Linked DNA regions of Homo sapiens: region 2 is linked to region 1. Evidence: chromatin loops called from intact Hi-C (ENCODE). Cell type or tissue: PC-3. All regions are shown on one strand. Links, peaks and the distances in the headings refer to the core of each region. The heading gives the core; the rest is flanking DNA.

Region 1 (2,917 bases), core at 96-2,595:
AGACCTCTTCTGTGTACCTCCCACTACCTCATGTCGGCAGCCATCTTCCCATTTGGCCTATATTAAGGTCATACCTATTGTTGTTGGTCCTTTATCCTTGCTTTGTGGAGGACCATCATGAAATCAAAATATTCTTCAGTGAATACTTTGCAGCTTGGAAGGTGCTTTTATTTACATTATCCCACTTGACTACGGATTCTACACACCAGATGCTAGGTTCATCCCAGAAGAGAGGCCGGGTCCAGCCCCCTGCCCCTAAGACCACCTCTAGTATGATCTTATCTAGCTTGTTTTTATGATGCAATGTTAATGCAGCCACTGCCCATAAGGGGACACATGAATCTGAAGGTATTTTCCATGCATGATTAACTTTTAAAGTTATGTTGTATTCCTTGGCCTAAGCAAGGTGTGACTGACCTTATGGCATCTGTAGTAGCCAAGGGTTGACATTAGAGAGGATGAAATAAGCAAGTGGTAATGGCTCTCAGGAATTATGGTAACAAGGAGAAGAGGATGGTTCTTCACTGCTAAGCAGCTTGACTAGGTGAGAGACAGCCAGCATCTTACTGCTTCCTGGCACATGGAGTGTTCCACTGAGAATCACAGGCAGACTCAGGCAACCAGCCACTTTTCAAATGGGCTGTCTTCTGTAGTGCTGTTCCACCACCATTCTGTGGGCCCAACTGTTGCCATTCTGGGGGATCTGCCATTGCTAGCTTAATTCCATTCACTTCAATTCAATTGCTGTTATGAAAGGCCTACTAGTGCTATTCCCCTGAGAATCTATAGAGACAGGGTAGAACTCTTGGATGAAAAGGTGAGGGCTTAGGACATCTGGTTAGTGGAACTTACTTATTTTTGGGCCTCTTTCATCAAGTAACACCAGCTGATGCCTAGGAGTGTGGGAGTCATATCGGCTTTGTTGTCGTCTGTTAGAAACTCTTCGTGTTCACAAAAAAAAAAAAAAAGCAGCCTTGGAGAAATCTTCAACCCAGAAGGAGTTAAGCTGTGTGTCTGCACAGCGCAGCTTTGTTCTGGCAAGGTCCCATCAGTTTAGGTCATTTCTGATGACTTCACTCTCCTGGTGACATCAGCCTCTAATCTCCTGAAGGTGAATTCATGTGCGATTGCTTCAAAATACTCACTCCCTGAGTTCCGAGCCATTCCCGTTGATATATGGACAGAGCTTGTCTTTCCCAGGCCACAGTCTGGTTTGTGCACTGCATTTGTGCTTACCGTATCATATTACCATGTGGACATTATGTCACTAACTGGCACAACCGGCTCAAAATGAAATATGCTTGCTGCAAGCAAAAACCCAAAAGCTAACATCAACTCTCCCCACCCCCTACCCCAGGTACAAAATAAAAGGGCTAGAGGGATGGCTGGACTAGATTTTGGTTTAATATGTTTCTAACTGTTCTCTCCCTCCTCTGCCTTTCTGTGGCCTGAATGTTGATAGTAACTTTATCATCCTTTTCAGTCCTTTATACCCACTAACTCTTGAAAATGTTTGGTCACTGATGGCACAAATTAAATGTAAGACTTTGGAATAATTTAGTTTAGCCTCTTCCTAAAATATCAAGTCTGTGAACTCAAGTAACCTTTTTACCTTCTAAGACCACTTTCTTTTCTTTGTCTTTCAAATGTCATAAAAGAATACAGAGTAGAAATGAAAGCAGCCTGGGCTTATTGGGTAGGTGCCAGGAATTAGCTTTGACAAAGATGGTGTTCTGTGCACTTGGCCCAAGCTGACAGGCATGCAGATGCCTCTAGAAATTGTGGGAGATGAACTGGAAGTATCCCCAGAGTTTGTCCAGTCTTAGGGTGGTGTAAGTACATTTTAGGCCCTTCTCCTGTTATCCACAGGCTGTGTTGACACCCTCTTGTGTCACCAGGGATTCAGAATGCCACAGTGCCTCCCTGACCACTATCATCCTCCTGCTGCCCCCACTCTGGGGCAGAAGAGGGTAGTCTGTCTACAGAGAAGCAGAGTCCCCACACCACTTCCAGGATCCCAAGCACCCATTTATTTTGATTAATAGCTCTTGGCAGTAGACAGTAGCTTCTGGAATACAGAACTGGCCGGGTACACACTGAGGTTTAAAATCACATCAAGAAAATAGCATACTAACACAGGATTGTTAAGGGGAGAAACTGGTGTTCAAACAATAAAATACTACTCTCACTGTTTATCTTTGTTTCATTTTGAAGGAAATAAAGAAATGAAACCTTACAAGTGTAGCAGCCCAGTTATCAAATAGTCATAGCCACAGACACTCAGTTTTGGGGTCAGCCCACAGACTATGGGGGTACTTTCTCTGCCTCTGCACAAAATAAATGTTGAGGCTCTCAATTTTTTGAGGACGGAAATAAAATCCCTGGATGCTTGCAAATATATTTTTTAATGCAGGGATAGCTAGGTTTTCTGAGTTTCAGTTCTGTTTCAGCTGGGGTGCGGGTGGGGGATGGCCTGCATCACAGGGGAAACTGGTGGAATCTTAGTCCAGGAGGCTGGCGCCATTACCATTCACATCAGCTCATGATATACAAAGGTACCAGACTTTTTTTTAAAGGCCCAGTATAAAGTAATCCAACTTTCTTTCTCCTGCTGTATATCCAAGGAGGTGGAAGTATTAAAGAACCCTTTTATACCTTCTCAATGCCATTCTCTTTCTTGGTTCATGCAGGAAAAAAAAAGAAAAAAAAAACACAGAAGACAGACTAGAGAAAAAAAAAACCCAAAAATCTAATTAAAATACAAAATTAATAAAACATTCTCATGTGCTCAAATCCTACATCTTCTCTTCTAACAGCATGGCTGTTATATATGCACCTGCTTACTCTCTTTCCCCAGTAAAGAAACAGCATCTCCTTACTCCAGAGGAATTGGAATTTCCCACTTCCCGACTTCTTG
Region 2 (2,917 bases), core at 272-2,771, 64 kb after region 1:
GACTCCTGGATGGAGACCAGGTGGGCAGGTGAGCCTGGTGCTGTCCTCACCCCACAGGGCTTTCTTGGGTCTCGAGCAACATTTGGGCTCCTCTGTGCAACTGTCTACACCACTGCTCACCCAGGCCTCCATCACAGTCACCATGATGATGAGCAGTGCTTCTTTAGGCATCACGTCACCAAAACAATATTTCATCATGCAGTGCTATTTTTAAAAAGTGAGGATGGCATTTTCCAATGATATGTTAGAAGAGTTACACCTCTTCCCTCTCCACCTTTTCTCTCCAGAACCCAACCAACGAAGTTGTTTAAAAAAGAAACAGTCAATGCCTTTTCCACTTTTAGATCTGCATATTGGGCCACTCTTGGTTTCTTTTTTCTTATTTACTACTTGAGGGTGTCAATTTAAGAAAACTCAGCTCTCCTACCAGCAAGTCAGCTGGGACACATGTGTTCTGTTCATCTCTTCCAAAGGCACTGTGGAATTGTCCAGTCCCAGAGGCCTTGGGCTTTGAGGACGCAGCCCAGCAGTCGTGGTGCTGAATATGAATATAGTGGCTTCCCAACCCAAAAGACATTTCATTTATTATTTTAAAAATATTTTCTTTGGGCTCTTTTAATCCTCAGGGATATTGGCTTGATGAATAGCAAATAAATTCCCTAACCAGACTGTTGTTATAAATATCCGTGGCATTAATTCAAACCATTTGCATTGGAAACTTTTTTTTTCCCCTGGAGGAAAAGGGGTGGCTGATTTAACCTCAACATTTGGGACACGTTTTTCCCTAAAATAACTACAACATCCATCATTTTTTTTTCCTGCTGGTGTGTCAATTTTTTAATGAGAGGCTGGGTCCCTTTAGTACCTTTGGTCTCCATAGTAACAATTTCATGTGTTTATTCTGGCTTACTGAAATAAAACACTGAGGAAAAGGTCAGTGACTCATTTTTGATTGGGGGTTGCTCTAATTAGAGGATGATTATTTAAAATTTGGTCTCTAACACAAAGATACTATGTGCTTAAAAATAAGACCATGGCAAGCATTTTAAATGACAAATGATGAAACATTTAGACAGTGAGAGGCTTCCCAACTATGGGTCTTTCTTCACAGGTGCAGGTGTTTTCAAGATTATTATTGTTTTCATCCGTATTTAACTGACCTTGACTTCTTGCCATTCCCTCTCTGGTAGCAGGATCTGAGTAATGCATTAAGTAATGGATTAAAGTGTCTAGAATGACTAATGCAGTTCTAGGAGTCAATTTAGACCTATGGTATATGCATCTGAGATGAGCTGAATCAATACAATAAAGTCCTCTCAGATGGCCACTGAGTGGCCAGGGGAGGCATAAACCTTGCCTAGGTACAGTTTTTCTATCCCCTTGGTCACTGCAGGTTTTGGATCTGTAGGAAGGCAGAATGGGGCATGCAGTGCTTTGTGATTGTTGCCTTGGGTTGCCATTGCCATTGTTTGACTTAACATGTGTCACGCCTTTCTTTTCTCATCTGTGAAGTGGCAATAACAGCGGAAGCTGCATCGTAAGGTGTTTGAGTGGATTAAATACAATAATCATGCATGCACAGGGCTTAGCAAAAACTAGACCCTACTTAGGAAATACCGCAGCAGTGTTGGCTGTTTTAATTATTCTTTTACTTTCATTATTTGATTGGCACTTTGGCCTTTGGACTGAGTTCCTTTGTTCTCAAGGGAATTGCTTAAAACGAAGGTAAGACTCTGGCAAGTGAAGTTTCCACCGCAGAGAGTGAGAAATCAGTTTGAGCAGGTGTGGATGTGGCACTCTGCAGGGAACATTCTGTGGGGAATACTGTCCTCCGTTAGGGCTCCATGAGGCTTTGCTGTGTCATGGCTGAGAGCTGAGGGCTGCTTTGTCCTCTAGAACCCAGGCTCCCATGGACTGGCTCACAGGACAAAGGGCAGAGCTCAGGTAGTGGTCCTCAGGCCCTATCTGGTTGAATCTCCATCAAGCACATTTCTATAAAATACAAAGAGATGCAAACTTGGCTGGCAGAACTGGAAGACAGCTACACCCGTGTGACCCCATATTGTGGCCTAACAGGATGACTCCATGAGACACGGTGAAACCAGGTTGACCTTATGAGTGCAAATTGTGTGGGCTTGCAGAGAAAAGCTGAAAAGTTTAGATAAAATTCTGGGAATTTGAATGATGTGTTTTTCTAGTTACTCTTGAAAATCAGTCTCTTTGATGGGTCCTAGTAAATTTTAGACCTTAGAAGCCAGGCCTTAATTAGGGAACTTCACCCGTCCACTTAATTAACAACTATTCATGGCTCTGTGTCAAGCACGTGCTTAGTCAGCTGGGACACCACGATTCTCCTTTTTTGGAGCTTACATTTTAGGTGGGAGACAGAGACAGTAAATGAATGATAAAAGGAAGAAAATTACTGTAAAATATTACAAGCTATGAAGGAATAACATGCTAGAGAACATTTGTCAGACTCTTGATCTTTCTGTGTTGCAGCTAAGGATGGAAATAATGTTCTGTGGTAAAGATTGTGGAGTGAATCCTTCTCATTAAGTGTTGATACCAGCTTGGCCTTTCCTCTTAGGTTGTACAATTGGACTGAGCAAAGTGCTTGCTATTGCTGTTCTTATTTTAGTTGTGAATAACGATGTTGCTAGGGCCTAAGTCTCTTCTAGCTGTTATAATTACTATTTTTATTCTCATTGTCAGAAAACACAACTTTGCAAACTGATTTACTCACAGACTGCTTTCTCCTTGCCCCCGGTTAAGTATCTCGTGAATTTTGTGTTTCCCAGAACACATTTTGGGAAACAGTGTTTCAGAAAATTCAATTCTGATGGGCCTGTGTTATGAATTTCCAAAGAGTAGTAAGTATGTCTTCAAAGAGAAATATTCCAGATGAGATATCTGCGCT

What was found. Peaks named below come from ENCODE experiments on the same cell type or tissue, not always from the same donor. Only the 100,000 strongest peaks of a DNase experiment are listed, where the experiment ranks them.
Region 2: a loop joins it to region 1, with 2.8 times the contacts of the local background. A loop is called at or near these places in 2 of 110 quality-filtered maps.

Annotation. Positions count from the first base shown.
Region 1 is chr13:50,356,678-50,359,594 of GRCh38, forward strand. All of the region lies in intron 2 of DLEU1 (deleted in lymphocytic leukemia 1), which reads left to right. Among named protein-coding and RNA genes, the nearest start is that of DLEU1-AS1, 170 kb to the right of the region's middle. In PC-3, for the core only: no CTCF peak of the experiment used is centred there; a DNase peak (open chromatin) is centred at 1,184; H3K4me3 peaks cover 578 bases; H3K27ac peaks cover 1,748 bases.
Region 2 is chr13:50,420,771-50,423,687 of GRCh38, forward strand. The region is part of intron 3 of DLEU1 (deleted in lymphocytic leukemia 1); the gene reads left to right. Among named protein-coding and RNA genes, the nearest start is that of DLEU1-AS1, 110 kb to the right of the region's middle. In PC-3, for the core only: no CTCF peak of the experiment used is centred there; a DNase peak (open chromatin) is centred at 1,221; H3K27ac peaks cover 1,589 bases.